Regions from separate parts of the Homo sapiens genome. Here region 2 is linked to region 1. Evidence: read pairs that join two places in POLR2A ChIA-PET (ENCODE). Cell type or tissue: Caco-2. All regions are shown on one strand. Links, peaks and the distances in the headings refer to the core of each region. The heading gives the core; the rest is flanking DNA.

Region 1 (7,747 bases), core at 1,064-6,063:
GCATGGTGGCACATGCCTGCAATCGTAGCTACTTGGGAGGCTGAGGCAGGAGAATCACTTGAACCTGGGAGGCAGAGGTTGCTGTGAGCCAAGATTGTGCCATTGCACTCCAGCCTGGGTGACGGAGTGAGACTGTCTCGAAAAAAAAAAAAAAAATGCCCTATGGACTTAAAACAAAAGAAATCATTTCCAGGCAAAGAGAAGATCCAGGGCACTGTCAGGAAACATTGTCTAAAGATGAATCAAGGATGTGACTGAAAATCCCTTTGTTAAGACTTCAGGGGGCTTGTCCTCCACATTAATTCAACTGTAGACTCCCTTGGTCATCTCTTAATCCTTGTCATTACCAGACACTGAACACCTTAATATTCTCAATTTCACTCTGGCCACTGCCTCTCGTTTTTATAGCTCACCTCTGTGGAATTACAACTCCAGCACTCCTTCAGTTTCACAGGGATATCTAATCCACTGACCATTCTGTCTTTTCTCTGTCCCTCATCCCTTCAAGTTTTCTCTCCCCTCTTTACCCAGATTACATTCTATGATCGGACATTACAATCACTTTCTTTCAGAAACCCTGAACTCTCTTGGCCCCTTTTGCTTTGTGTTTCTCACTTGGCAGAACCACAATCTTGATAAAATCCAACCCTCTGTCCGTTCTGAGTATGCACCTGCGCTGATTAACAGACACATTGACTGTTCTCAGTCTAAATTGGTGGTTCTCTGTAGGGAGCAGCTTTGTACCTGGCACCCCCCACCACCCCCACCGCCACCGCCCCTGTCAGGGACATCAGTGTTTGGAGACATTTTTATTATCACACCTGAGGGTAGGTGCTACAGGTATTTAGTGGGTAGAGAGCCCAGCCGTGTTAAGCATCCTGTAGCTCACAGGCCAGCTCCCCACAACAAACACTTAACTGGCCTAAAATGTCAACAGTGCTGAGATTGAGAAACGCTTCTCTAAATTATTGATCATGAATTTCATGTGGGCCCTAGTGTTACCTGACAATCATACTACCTTTCCCAAGTTGACTCACCCTCTTGTTTTCTCAGAGGAATATTTTATACCTTCTCTCTCATCAAAACTTCATCTGCTTTCCACTTCTCACTTGGTGGAGGATCTTGCCTCTTAGTTCACTGAGAAAATGGAAGCGACCAGATGAGGACTCCCTCCAATGTCTCACCCCTGCACCCACCCGCCTACCAGCCTCCACGCCTAAACCCTCTGCCTTCTCTCCTGTTACTGCAGATGACTGGCTGAGCTCCTGGCTGAGGCTAACCCCTCCGCTTGTGCACTAAATCCCCTCCCATCTCGCCTACCCAAGGACAGTGCTCCAGCAACTCTCTCCCTTCTCAAAAATTTCCTTTTTACTTGATTATTTACATTGGCATATAAACGTATTATAATTTCTCCCATCTTAAAAACAGGCTGGGCACAGCGGCTCACACCTGTAATCCTAGCACTTTAGGAGGCCTAAGGAGGATCGCTTGAGGCCGAGAGTTTGAGACCAGCCTGGTCAACATAGGGAGACTCCGGTCTTGGCTCACACCTGTAATCCTAGCACTTTAGGAGGCCTAAGGAGGATCGCTTGAGGCCGAGAGTTTGAGACCAGCCTGGTCAACATAGGGAGACTCCGGTCTCTACAAAAAATTTTTAAAAGTTAGCAAGGGCTGGGCACAGTGGCTCATGCCTGTAATCCCAGCACTTTGGGAGGCTGAGGGAAGCAGATCACTTGAGGCCAGGAGTTCAAGACCAGTCTAGCCAACATGGTAAAACCCTGTCTCTACTAAAAATACAAAAATTAGCTGGGCGTGGTGGTGCACACCTGTAGACCCAGCTACTCAGGAGGCTGAGGCAAGAGAATCGCTTGAACCAGGAGGCAGAGGCTGCAGTGAACCAAGACTGTGCCACTGCACTCCAGCCTGGGCAACAGAGCGAGACTCCGTCTCAAAAAACAACAAAACAAACTTAAGTCATGGTGGCGCACGCTTGTACTCCTCGCTACTCAAGAGGCTGAGGCAGGAGGATGGCTTGAGCCCAGGAGAGAAAGGCTGTAGTATGCTATGACTGCACCACTACGCTCCAGCCTGGGCAACAGAGCGAGACCCAGTCTCTCTCTCTTTTTTTTTTTTTTTTTTGAGATGGAGTTTCACTCTTTGCCCAGGCTGGAGTGCAATGGTGCGATCTCAGCTCACTGCAACCTCCACCTCCCAGGTTCAAGCAATTCTCCTGTCTCAGCCTCCCAAGTAGCTGAGATTACAGGCACCCACCACCATGCCCAGCTAATTGTTGTATTTTTAGTAGAGATGAGGTTTCACCATGTTGGCCAGGATGGTCTCGATCTCTTGACCTCGTGATCCACCCGCCTCAGCCTCCCAAAGTGCTGGGATTACAAGCGTGAGCCACCATGCCCAGCAAGACCCAGTCTCTTAAAAAAAAAAAAAAAACAGCAACAAAAGGAGAGTGGGAGGCTGGGGGAGGGATAGCATTAGGAGAAATACCTAATGTAAATGACGAGTTGATGGGTGCAGCAAACCAACATGGCACATGTATACCTGTGAAACAAACCTGCATGTTGTGCACATGTACCCTATAACTTAAAGTATAATAATAATAAAAAAAAACACAAAAATAATTGTAACCCATTGCCCACCCTAGCCCTGCCCGCCTTCCTATCTTCTTTCTTGGTTTTATTTTTCTCCATAGCATTTATCATGCTCAGACACACAAAATATTTATCTATTTTTGCTGTTTGTAATTGTCTTTCTCCCCCCACTAAAATGAACACTCCGTGAGGGCATGGCATTTTGCCTGCTTTGCTCACAATGTGTATCCCACTGAAGACATCCAATAAACAATTTATCGAATAAATGAATGCATCTACCTGATACCTCATCAAGAAATTGATGACCACTAATTATCATCTTTGAACCTCTGATTGGTGACCTCTGGCAAGGCTGAGGACCTTTAGCTCTAATCAATGGGCAAAAGGTTGACCTCTTTGCTACTGATTGGCTTTTCCTTTTCATTATACCCTTGGGCTGGATGGGGAAGCTGTGTGAATCAACGCTTCATAAGCCTTCCTCTCTGAGAACTAGGGCTTCCAAGGAATTGGATATGAAAAGGCAGAGAGGAAGGAGGAGGATATGAGATGCCAGACGGGGGAGGGTGGGGGGGACAGGTCCCAGAAGAGGTCAGCTGGGACCCAGGCAGGATGGCATTGTGGCTGCGGGTGCCAGAGTCAGCCTGCCTGGGTTAAGGTCCTCAGTCAGCCTTGACTGCTGGGTAATCCGTGGTAAGTACCCACTGCTCCTGCCTCAGCTTCCCCACCTCTCACATGTGGTTGATCCTCACAGCCATCTCTTGGGGTTGTTCTGAAGATGAAATGAGATCATCTATGTAAGAAGCTGGCACTTAAAAGCACAGAGAGGGCACCAAGGAACGTATGGTCTGTCCTTATTTGGGGAATGGGGGTGGAAGGCGCCCAGCAGGGCATGGGGCGTGGTATGGCAGAGCCAGGACTAAGGGTCTGTAGCCTCCTAAATCAGGGCTTTCTCCGCAGGATTTCCCATGTTCTCACCATCTACAGAGTCACTCCCCTCCACCCTGCTGCCCCGTTCCACCAAGTGGCCCTCACACTAGGTGGAGGAGCCCTCACAGATCTCTTTCCTTCAGCCTGCCGTTCTTTCTGCAGCACCAGGGCCCTGGGACCAGCTGGTGGTTTCCACCAGAGCAGCCTCGGGGTGAATTTAGTCAGGAATGTGCCCTCAGCTCAAGAGAACCCTCCCCAACCTTCCACTCCCCATACCCACCCCCGACCGCAGGTTCCCCACCCACCCGTGGCCTGGCCAGCAGCAACCTCCACTAGCTCGCTAGCTCAGTGACGGTGACGTCAGCCCTGCAGTGCAGGCTGGGCTGGTTTACCCGCAAGTTTCACCTCTCCCTGGGGAGACTGGATTACCTCACCCTGGGAGCAGAGTGAATGATTAACCAGCTTCATCCTGGAGGGCCTCAAAGGCCCGTCCTGGGGTGTAGGCCTACAGGGCAAGGGGCTGCATGGTCACATACCCTAGTATGCGGGTTCACATACCCCAGCCGGGGCTGGGGTATGTGACCGCCCCGTCCTTGGCCACTGCCCTCTTATCTGCATCACTGCTCACAAGTGTCATAAAAATTTGTCTACAGCATATATAAATATACATATGACGTGGAAGGCTTCCGATGGCAAATAACATTTTCCATTTTGCCTAAGCTTGGGTGGCTTTTTATTCATCTATTGTTGTTTTAAGTACACATTTCCATCTAAACTTAGATGTATGTTTAGGCTGGCCGCGGTGGCTCATTGCCTGTAATCCCAGTACCTTTTAGGGGGTTGAGGCGGGTGGATCATTTGAGGCCAGCAGTTCAAGACCAGCCTGGCCAACATGATGAAACCTCGTCTCTACTAAAAAATACAAAAATTAGCTGGGTGTGGTGGCAGGCGTCTGTAATCTCAGCTACTCGGGAGGCTGAGGCAGGAGAATCACTTGAACCTGGGAGGCGGAGGCTGCAGTGAGCTGAGATTGCACCATTGCACTCCAGCCTGGGCAACAGAGTGACATTCTGTCTCAAAAACAAAAACAAAAACAAAACAAAAAAAATAAACTTAGATGTATATTTAAAAATTGCTTTTTACCCCTGAAGGTCTCAGCATCCTACCTGCTCTATTCATTAGTGTTTAGATTACCCATGACACCAGAAGGACTTCCCAACCCAGAAAAAGATCCAGGAGTTGATATAAAATATAGAACTACTATAATATTAGCAACTTGGAGCAGCAAGTTCTTGACTTGGGAAAGTAGGAATTCCTCTCATTAAGAGATGTTTGCCCACAGGGAATGCTGCATAGAAAAGAATTTGGCTGGAACTCTTTTTTTCCACTATGACTCCATTCACACTTGAATTGTTTCCTTTTACTTTTCTTTTTCTTTCTTTCTTTTTTTTTTTTTTTTTTGAGACAGAGTCTCGCTCTGTCACCCAGGCTGGAGTGCAGTGGCATGATCTCAGCTCACTGCAACCTCCGCCTCTCAGGTTTAAGCGATTCTCCTGCCTCAGCCTCCAGAGTAGCTGGGATTACAGGCGCGCACCACCATGCCCGGCTAATTTTCACATTTTTAATAGAGATGGGGTTTTGCCATGTTGGCCAGGCTGGTTTTGAACTGCTGACTTCAACTGATCCACCTGTCTGGGTCTCCCAAAGTGCTGGGATTACAGGCGTGAACACAGCATGTTTCCGTTTTCAAAATAAGATATGTCCTAATTGCTGTGAATTTTTAAAAGAGAATTATTTTCCATGACACATTCTGTTTTCAGATGTACTGACTTTAGGAGTTGGTAAATAGTCCTCTAGCAATGCAAATGCAAATTATATATTAAAATATGAATTTTTTTCTCCAGAAACATCACAAGATTCTGGATTTTTAAAATCATAAAGCTAACAAATTATACATATATGTATGTAAAGATGTGTGGTGTGTATTACACACGTGTATAGGTACAAATCTTGAAAGAACACAATGGGGGGGCCAGGCATGGTGGCTCACACTTGTAGTCCCAACACTTTGGGAGGCTGAGGCAGGCAGATCACTTCAGCCCAGGAGTTTGAGACCAGCCTGGGCAACATAGTGAGATCCTGTCTCTAAACAAAACAAAACAAAACAAAACAAAAGCCTGGCATGGTAGTGCATACCTGTTGTCTCAGCTACTCAGGAGGCTGAGGTGCGAGGACCGCTTGAACCTGGGAGGTTGAGGCTGCAGGGAGCCACGATTTCGCCACTATACTGTAACCTAGGTGAGGGAGGGAGATCCTGTCTCAAAAAAACAAACAAAAAAACTATAAAAGAAAGACATTCAATAAAACACATCAGGATTGATGATCATGTATATACTGATTTATTCACAAATATTTAACGAGCTACTATTATCTATGGAGTACTGTGCTAGATACTGAAGGTACAAAGTGGGAAGAGAACAGAGTGATCCCTTCTCTCAAGGCTTTATAGCGTGTGAGATTAGCAGATGACATCCAGTGAACCGCACCATTGAGTGAGGCCTGGCTGCTAGTTAGAGATCAACTGAATCAGGAAGGATAATCAATTGGTTTGCAGGGCTGGGCTGCATGGAGGTATCCAAGGCACAGATGGAGCAGTAGCACCTTCCACAGGCCTGGGGCACACAGGGCCACTCAGCACGAGGGCCCATCCCTGGCAATGAACGTGCTCCTTGGAGAGAAATCTCACATCCCAGTATTTCTGGATCATTGTGCCTAGAGACCATAGTGGTAGGAGTGATATGGTTTGCCGTGTCCCCACCCAAATCTGAACTTGAATTGTATCTCCTAGAATTCCCATGTGTTGTGGGAGGGGCCTAGGAGGAGGTAATTGAATCATGGGGGCCCGTCTTTCCTGTGCTATTTTCGGGATAGTGAATAAGTCTCACAAGATCTGATGGGTTTATCAGGGGTTTCTGCTTTTGCTTCTTTCCCATATTCCCTTGCTGCTGCCATGTAAGAAGTGCCTTTCATTTCCCACCATGATTCTGAGGCCTCCCCAGCCATATGGAACTGTAAGTCCAATTAAACCTCTCTTTCTTCCCGGTCTCGGGTATGTCTTTATCAGCAGTGCGAAAACGGACTAATATGAGGAGTCTGCCTACTGCAACCTTGAGTGAGGATTCTCTGCAAGGACCTCAGTCCTCCAGGGAGATTGGCTCCCTCTCTGTTCTGGAAATGGCTTTGTTTTCAGCCCAAGTCCCTGGGGATTTCCCAATCTCAGTCTTTTCACTGCACAGATCCTGCCCTAAGTATTATCACTGCTGCTGACTCAGAACCTTCAGATATGGGACATCTAGTCATTGGGTTCTACTTGGTTTCTGGGATGTATATGGATCCACAACAGTACGAGGTCCCTTGGATGGCTTTGTTTGGGCACATTCCAAGCCTGCTGGTGCCATTTTCCCACACCAGTCAGATAAGTGTGAGAAAATGGCACCAGCAGGCTTCTAATGCAGCCCACAGATGGGCCACCTATCAGCTGTTTGTCAGGTGTGTACAGAGCAGATGGCTAGCCCTGTGTCAAAGGCCTGGGAGCACTAAGGCTCCCAGGAGAGCTCAGTGGCACCTGCTTGGTTCTTTGGATGGGGAGCTTGCATTTGACCCCTTTTCCACCTCCTCTTTCTCCTGTTCCCAACGTGTGTCCTGAATTTCACAGATTAGCAGATCTAGTTATCCCCACAGACAGAGATGAGGGAGAAGTCCTCTGTTCTCACAGCCTGTTGAATTTCCATCTTTAGTCACCCTGTACCATTGCCACATCTGCAGACATCCTAAATTCTAATATATTTTAATGTTTTCTATTTATTTATTTGTATTTTTTTGAGATGGAGTCTTGCTCTGTTGCCCAGGCTGGAGTGCAGTGGCACAATCTTGGCTCACTGCAAACTCCTCCTCCTGGGTTCAAGTGATTCTCCTGTCTCAGCCTCCCAAGTAGCTGGGATTACAGGTGTGCGCCACCACACTTAGCTAGTTTTTGTATTTTAAATAGAGACAGGGTTTTGCCATGTTGGCCAGGCTGGTCTTGAACTCCTGACCTCAAGTGATCCACCCACTTTGGCCTCCCAAAGTGTTGGGATTACAGGCATGAGCCACTGCACCTAGCCTGATGTTTTCTCTTTAAATAGACTCCCCTTTACATCATAAGTGAAACAAGT
Region 2 (7,747 bases), core at 1,220-6,219, 1.5 Mb after region 1:
AATAGACTGTATTTCAGCATTAATAGGGGAAGCATATAAAATTAATTTAAGACCTTTCATGCACCAGGTACTGGGTAGATGTTTTTGTATATTTTGTGTGTTGCAATCCTTATGACAACCTCATGAGTGAAAACTTATTATCTGCTAGATAAAATAAAACTAAGGCCCAGAGAGGCTAGGTGGCTTGTTCAAAGACACAGAGCAAATTAATATAGAGATGGGATCAGAATTAAAGTCTGTGGCACCAAAGCCTGTTCTTAACCCCACAAAGTCTCATTCAAGTGAGTAATTCAGCATCTCTCAGGTCAAAGTTCTGCAGATTCAGGCCCCGGTGCCTAACCACTGTGAGATGTCAGACAAAGGCTGACCTTGTTTCTCTTTCATGAGGATTACCACTTCTGACGTCTCCTAGAGCTTCCATGGAGAATGTAAAATTAAATGTGGACCCAGAATCGCAATCAATTTTCATTGCAGTTTCTGTTGGAGTTGGCTTACTTCTTTCCTTGAAAGGTTCTTGTAAGAACTAGCTGCAGTCACAAGATGATTCATGATTAGGAGCATGCTGAAGTTAAGATGGCCATTTGAGAAAACACAGAGCAGGCTGTGTCACCTCCTTGGCAGCCGGGAGGTCTTGGGTGATGACTCCCTTGTCTCTCGGCTCTTGGCCAACTGGTCCACCACTGACAAGCCTGTTCAAAGCCATTCTATCCCTCACAGCCCAGGGAGTGTTACCACTCCCCAGCCAAGAGCTGGAGAATCCTGTTCTAGCCACAGAGATAATATGTGTACAAGAAGAGTCTATCTTTTTTCCCTCCTTCAACCCCAATCCCATAGGGACAAGAAACAGAGGCAGAGACAGGGAGAATGAGTAGAGGGAGGAGGTTAGCACAAAGAGAGAAGAAGCCCATCGCCCGGCCCCTGCCCAGACAGCCCACCTTGGCAGCCCCAACAGCCCACCTTGGCAGCCCCAACCACACAAAAGGCTATAGCTTAAGTTGGAAACTTTTATTATTACACGGGGCTTGACATTTTAATTTCTAAATTGGGGCAGAGTTTGACAACTTAACATGACCCGAAAGACTTACCTAAGAGTGAATACAAAGTCAGAAGACTGGCTGGGTGCGGTGGCTCATGCCTGTAATCCCAACACTTTGGGAGGCCAAGGTGGGTGGACCACCTGAGGTCAGGAGTTTGAGACCAGCCTAGCCAACATGACAAAACCCCATCTCTACTAAAAATACAAAAATTAGCCAGGCTTGGTGGTGCATGCCGGTAATTCCAGCTACTTGGGAGGCTGAGGCAAGAGAATCGCTGCCATTGCACTCCAGCCTGGGTGACAGAGCGAGACTCCGTCCCAAAAAAAAAAAAAAAAAAAAGAAAGTCAGAAGACTGTGTGATTTTTTTAATACAGGAGCAGAGGAGGAAATTTTCCAAGGTAAATAAACTTTAAAGGAAAGTGAGAGACAAAATAAGGCACTTCCTGATTATAGCCCTTGAGTACTGTGTGTACACCATCCAAGTACCACTCCATATCCACCAAATGGGATCTGTGTCCTGCTTCCCACCTTTTCCCTAATTGTCCCCTGCAAACACTGCTGCAGACCACTGCCTTTCCCTGTCAGAGTTCCATCCTTCCATCAAAGACAGCCTTTTCCTTGTCTGCAGATGTTGGCCACCAGTGGTTGGGTCCTTTATGTCTTAGTCCCACAAACCCACAGCACAGTCCCAGACAGAAAATCTTGTTAGAGACTGAGCTATGTTCCTTCAAATTCATATGTTGAAGTCCCAACTGACAGTACCTCAGAATGTGACTCTATTTGGAGACAGGGCCTTTAAAGAGGGGATTAAGTTAAAATGAAGTCATTACGGCAGGCCCAATCCAATATTACTGGTGTCCTTAGAAGAAAAGGAGACCAGGAAACGGACACAGAGGGAAGATCACATGAAGACACAGGAAAGAGACAGTCATCTGCAAGCCAAGGACAGTGGCCTTGGAAGAAACTAACCCCATGAACATCTCCATCAATATTTGCTGAATTGTTTTTGAATAATACAAATCTTAAGTATCATTTTTAATTTTTTTTTTGAGACAGAGTCTTGTTCTGCTGTCCAAGCTAGAGTGCAGTGGCACAATCTCAGCTCACTGAAGCCTCCGCCTCCTGGGTTCAAGTGATTCATCTGCCTCAGCATCCCAAGTAGCTGGGATTACAGGCACATACCACCACGCCTGGCTAATTTTGTATTTTTAATAGAGATGGGGTTTCACCATGTTGACCAGGCTGGACTCGAACCCCTAGCCTCGAGTGATCCGCCCACCTCGGCCTCCCAAAGTGCTGGGATTACAGGTGTGAGCCACTGCACCTGGCTTTAAGTATAATTTTTAATGTCTTCCCAACACTTCATTATATGGCCACTTCATATTACATTTAATCAACTCCTACTGTTGAATTTCAGACTGCTTCCAAATTTTCCCTAGTTTAAAGAATGCCTCTATGAATATTGTTGTTCAGAGTTTTTGGTGTTCAATTGAATTATTTCCTTAGCATAAATTTTCATGAGCAAGATTACTTGTCAAAAGCAAGACTATGTTTATGGCTCTCTAGGACTATACCAATCTGAAACATTATCAGCACTGAATGAGTTCACCCATTTCCTGAGAGTCTTACCAGACTGGAATTTATCAACTTGAGGTCACTGTAGTCTGACCCAGGGATGCTGCTTCTTTTCACCTCTTGGGTATTGCTCCTATATTCAGGGGTCTGCCCATCCCCGTTGCCAACACAAACTACCTGCCCAAGTTCTCATATGTGTCTAAATCCTGATGAAAGTCTCTTTCTCCAGGAAACCTGCCCCACTTTATTCGGCAGGGCTCTGTTCTTTCCTATATTTTCCCTTCCTTCACACACTAATCTCTTTGGATTACGCAAACCCCCAAGTTGTTGGGCAATTGTGTACCAGAGAGTAGAGGGAGATGAGAGGCCTTACCAGAAAGATCCTGAAATTCTTGCTGATAAGGGCACCTCAGGCTCAAATGTTGAAATGAGAGAAGTAAAAGAGATGTCATCAGATTGTACCTAAGCTAATCAAGTGAGTCATGGTGGTTGCAAAGTTTGGCCGGGCTTACTGGGGTAGAGGTGAGGAATGGGATGAGGGGAGGTGGTGCCAAATGTCCAGAGTCCAGGTTGCCATTGAAAAGTGATCATGATTGGAACCCTGCCGGGAAGGCAGAGACCTGATAGCAGAGGGTTTGGTATCATGCTAATGAGTTCAGATTGTCACTGGAAAGACACAGGGGGCCATGAAAGGCTTTGAGGCAGGTGAGCTGATCAGTCTTAGACTTTTGTATAGTTGAGATAATGAACTGGCAAGGAGGGATATGAGAAGCAAGAAGGTCTGTTAGGAGGTTGTTTGTATTTCTCCAGTGGAGAGATGCCCAGGGCTTGAGCTAGGATCTTCAGCTTTTTAATTTGTGTTTGTATTGTCTCCTCAATAAGTGTGGCAGGCAGGACTCCTGGGGGGAAGAACTGTTTTCTGTTCCTTGTGTCTCTCCCAAGATGGTAGCACCATGCTTGGCACACAGTGCTGTGCACTTAAAGGCTTGTGAATACGCAGAGCCCTTTCTGGGGTGGAAATATCCAGGGGGTGAGGCAGCCACTGTTCCTCTGGCTTCAGGGAGCTTCCAGTCTGATGTGAGAGATCTAGAAACCATGGATCATCATCATTCAAAAGGACTTTAGAGAGCATCTAGTCAAACTCCCTCACTTTACAAACGGGAAATTGAGGCTCAGAGGAAGAAAGTAACACAAGATTGGAATCCAGATCTCCTGGCTCCTGGTCAAGGAAAGAAGCCATCTCACAGCATTTTTCATGAAGGAGTCATGGTCCCTGCTCTTGGGAAGCTTCCATCCAGGCAGAAGAAGCCCAGCATCTAGTCAGTTGTAGGGGCAGAATGCAATGTACAGGTGCAGGCACAGACATCAGCACTTAGGTGGGTACAGATACAACACAAACTGTAGAGAGCAGATGGGTGGGGGGGGTAAGCAGTGATGGAACATTTACTGTGAGCCAGGCACTGCAATCATGACTTTCACCAAATATGTACACAGTCTTCACCATTCATGAATGAGTTGATATGTTTACCCACGTCCACGTAAAAGATGAAGAAACCACAGCTCAGGCTGATAAGAGTCAGAGCCCTGGCTCAAAACAGGACTGGCCGCTGCCAAAGGCCTTCTCTCACTAGGGCTCCAAGCTGCCTCTGCTGAAGGCGCACAGGGTTGTAGGGTGACAGGATTTGATGTGGTGGCTGAAGTTCACTTGGTGTGGCAGAACTGGGAAATAAAAAACCTGTGTTGATATTTCCTTTCTAACCCTACCACATAGCAACCATGGGACTTCAGAAAATAATGAAACCTCTCTCAGCTTCAACGTTCTATAAGATGAGGTTAAATCTGCCCTGCCTAACTTACAGGGTGGTTGAGAGACTTAAACAAGATAATGTGCTTAATGTGTTTGTGAACCATAAAGAAAGTTCTGGGACAGTGAGAGGGAGCCTGAGATCGGGAGCATTTCCCGAAGACTGGTGGCTATAGCATCGCAGGGATGGAGACACCAGTTGCATTGAGGTGGAGCCTGCATTGGGATCTCTGAGCAGGACTGACACAGAGCCAGGGTCTGTGCTCCTTGGCTCTATTTTTCATGCAGTTAAGTACCCCTAAAAACTAAAGCATTTGCCAAATGAGCAACTTCCTTGGGAGCATTTGCTACCCATTGTTTGTAACAAGCCTCTGGAAGCCAGAACTGGCTTCTCCATCAGATACAGAGATCATGGCCTTTGGCTCAGTATTCCCAGAGTTCCCAAGAGGAAAAAAAGACACCACGAGTAACATTGGGGAAGTGGGAGCCTAGAGTAAATGCTGGCTGGGCCACCTGCTATCCATGTGATTTGGGAAAGTCACCATACCTTCTGGAACCCCAGATTCCTCCTTTGTAAATTGGCAGAGCTCTAGAAGTTCTCTCACTCAATGGGATCGACACTAGTGGTAAGTAGTTTATTTTAAAAAATTAGTTAAAGCCAGACATCATAAAAAATGATATATATTTACTTTAAACCTTGAGTTTCAACTTAAAATAGCTAAATGCACATGAATACAGGTCAATCCTTTGATGTAAGGCTGGGCCTTTTGGGTTTGCTGATTAGAATCCAAGATGGTTTCCTTCCACAAGCCATGCCAGCAATGCATAGTCAATGATTTCCTCAAAATGAAACCAGAGCTTAAAGACTCTTAAAAATAAATAGAAAAGTAAAATTCTTTTAGATGCTTATGACTTCGTTCCCAATATCCCAATATTTTACCATTGTCTCTCCCACAACTAATTTTTTGTTTGTTTGTTTCTTTTTTTTTTTTTTTTTTTTTTTTTGAGATGGAGTCTCGCTCTGTCACCCAGGCTGGAATGCGGCAGCGCGGTCTCAGCTCACTGCAACCTCCAACTCCTGGGTTCAAGAGGTTCTTCTATCTCAGCCTCCCGAATAGCTGGGATTACAGGCAGCCACCACCACACCCCGTTAATTTTCTTTTGTATTTTTAGTAGAGACAGGGTTTCACCATGTTGGCCAGGCTGGTCTAAAACTCCTGACCTCAGGTGATCCGCCCGCCTCAGCCTCCCAAAGTACTGAGTTTACAGGCATGAGCCATTGCGCCTGGCCTCCACACCTAATTTAATTGTGAATTTTGAGGGACTCACTTTTACAAGTATTTCCAAAACTTTCAACCCTGTTGTGTTTTTTTTTTTAAGAAAACACTATTTACTCTAACAATCAAACCCAGAAATGTATAGCAATTCAAGAACAATGGAAGTTTCTTATTCACATAGAGGCCAAAGCAGGTGCTCCTAATTGATGAGTGGCTCTCCTCCAAGCATGATTCAGGGATGTGTAGGCCCTTCATTTTTGGCTCTGCAATCTTCCATATGTGGCTTCCAAGGTTACTGCTTTTGAATGCATCAAGTGAGAAGAAGGGGAAAGAAAGAGGCGAAGGACGATGAAGGCACACTCGCTCTTAACTAACTACCTCAGCCTGGAAGATAAGAAGTGGAAGCATACCACTTCTGCTCACAGTCCCTTGGTAAGAAAAGTAGAGACATAGTCCCATCCAATGCAAAGGGTTCTGGGAAATGTAGTCCAACTCTGTGCCCAGCAATTAGAGGAGACAGGTTTGTGAGGACATAGCCAGTCTCTGCCACATGAGACTATGCTATCATAGAAAAACTCTCTTTATCTTTGCACTCATTTCATTCATTTATGTCAGTGCCAAGATTGGGAAACTCTTGGGGCCAGGTGCGGTGGCTTATGCCTATTATCCTAGCACTTTGGGAGGCTGAAGTGGGCGGATCAGCTGAGGTCAGGAGTTCCAGATCAGCCTGGCCAACATAGTGAAACCTCATCTCTACTAAAATAGAAAACTTAGCCTGGCATGATGGTGCACGCCCAGCTACTTGGGAGGCTGAGGCAGGAGAATCGCTTGAACCCAGGAGGTGGAGGCTGCAGTGAGCCAAGATCATGCCATTGCACTCCAGCCTGGGGAAGAGAGCAAGACTCTGTCTCAAAAAAAAAAAAAATTGGGAAACTCTGATTTATGTAATATGTGACTAAAATACATAATTACAATAATAAAAAATTACAAGGTCCATTACTAAAAGCAACTTGGTAAGTACAGTTCTAGTGATGAAGCAGAAGTGCACAGGCATCCCAGAGAGTGGCCAGCCTTGAACATTTTGTGACCATAAACATCACTGCATATGTTTTATGGAAGAGGCAGCGAACATCCGTTAATTTGATTAATAAGTTGAGTTAGTGAAAGTCTATTAAAGAGATTTTCTATTGTTCCTACCTCATAGAGTCATTGCAACTATTAATAAAATAATCCATGTAAGGTGCTTTGCATCACCTTATATCAGTCATCAATTTTAGTACTATTGTTATCCTGGGCTGGATAATTCTTTGTTGTGGGGAGATGTCCTGTGCATTGTAGGATACTTAGCAACATCCCTGGCCTCTACCAACTAGATGCCAATAACAGCCTCTTAGTTGTGACAACCCGAAACTTCCTCAGGTATGACCAAATGTCTCCTAGGGAGTAAAATATCCCACAGTGTGATCTACTGCTTTTTATGATGATGAGCACTTACTAGTAACTCCTATTTTGGTTCCCTTCTCCTCTGCATCCCCAACATCCGTACCTTGCATTCAGGATCCCTCTTCCTCGACAATTTGGTCATGAGTCCATAAGAGCAACAGCCCTTTAGTCTCTAAAGTGGGGAAGGAAAGTTGGTAACATTGAACCCACATGGCATTTTACCAGTTTTCTAATTGCTAATACATGAGTCCTAGAAAATAAGATTGTCCTCTGAGAAGTAAAGCAGTAAAACTCATACACAGTGAATGTGGGAATAAACTGAGATATTTTCTGGAAAGTGTGACTGAAGAGTTTGGAAATGCCTTAGACTCCAATCAAAGTAAGTAATTTCTGAAAGAAGAATTGTAATTTGTGGAGTGTAAACTTAATCAATTGTACCTTGTTCAAAGAAAGAAACAGAAATAGGAAATGATCTAGTTTTATTTTATTTTATTTTTTGTCGTTGTTCTCATAAGCTGCTAAAGGAGACATCCTTGTACCCACACATTACTCATGACTGTACGTGTGTAAGTTTTTCTATAGAATAAATTCCTGGAAATTGAATGAAAATG

Evidence for each region. ChIA-PET counts read pairs that join two places held together with the same protein. Peaks named below come from ENCODE experiments on the same cell type or tissue, not always from the same donor. Only the 100,000 strongest peaks of a DNase experiment are listed, where the experiment ranks them.
Region 2: POLR2A ChIA-PET joins it to region 1 with 5 read pairs; 1 of 35 experiments calls an interaction of 5 or more read pairs at or near these places.

What each region holds. Positions count from the first base shown.
Region 1 is chr1:202,031,069-202,038,815 of GRCh38, forward strand. No RefSeq gene overlaps it. Among named protein-coding and RNA genes, the nearest start is that of ELF3, 24 kb to the left of the region's middle. In Caco-2, for the core only: no CTCF peak of the experiment used is centred there; a DNase peak (open chromatin) is centred at 3,913; H3K4me3 peaks cover 319 bases.
Region 2 is chr1:203,534,107-203,541,853 of GRCh38, forward strand. No RefSeq gene overlaps it. Among named protein-coding and RNA genes, the nearest start is that of OPTC, 44 kb to the left of the region's middle. In Caco-2, for the core only: no CTCF peak of the experiment used is centred there; DNase peaks (open chromatin) are centred at 2,975 and 4,185.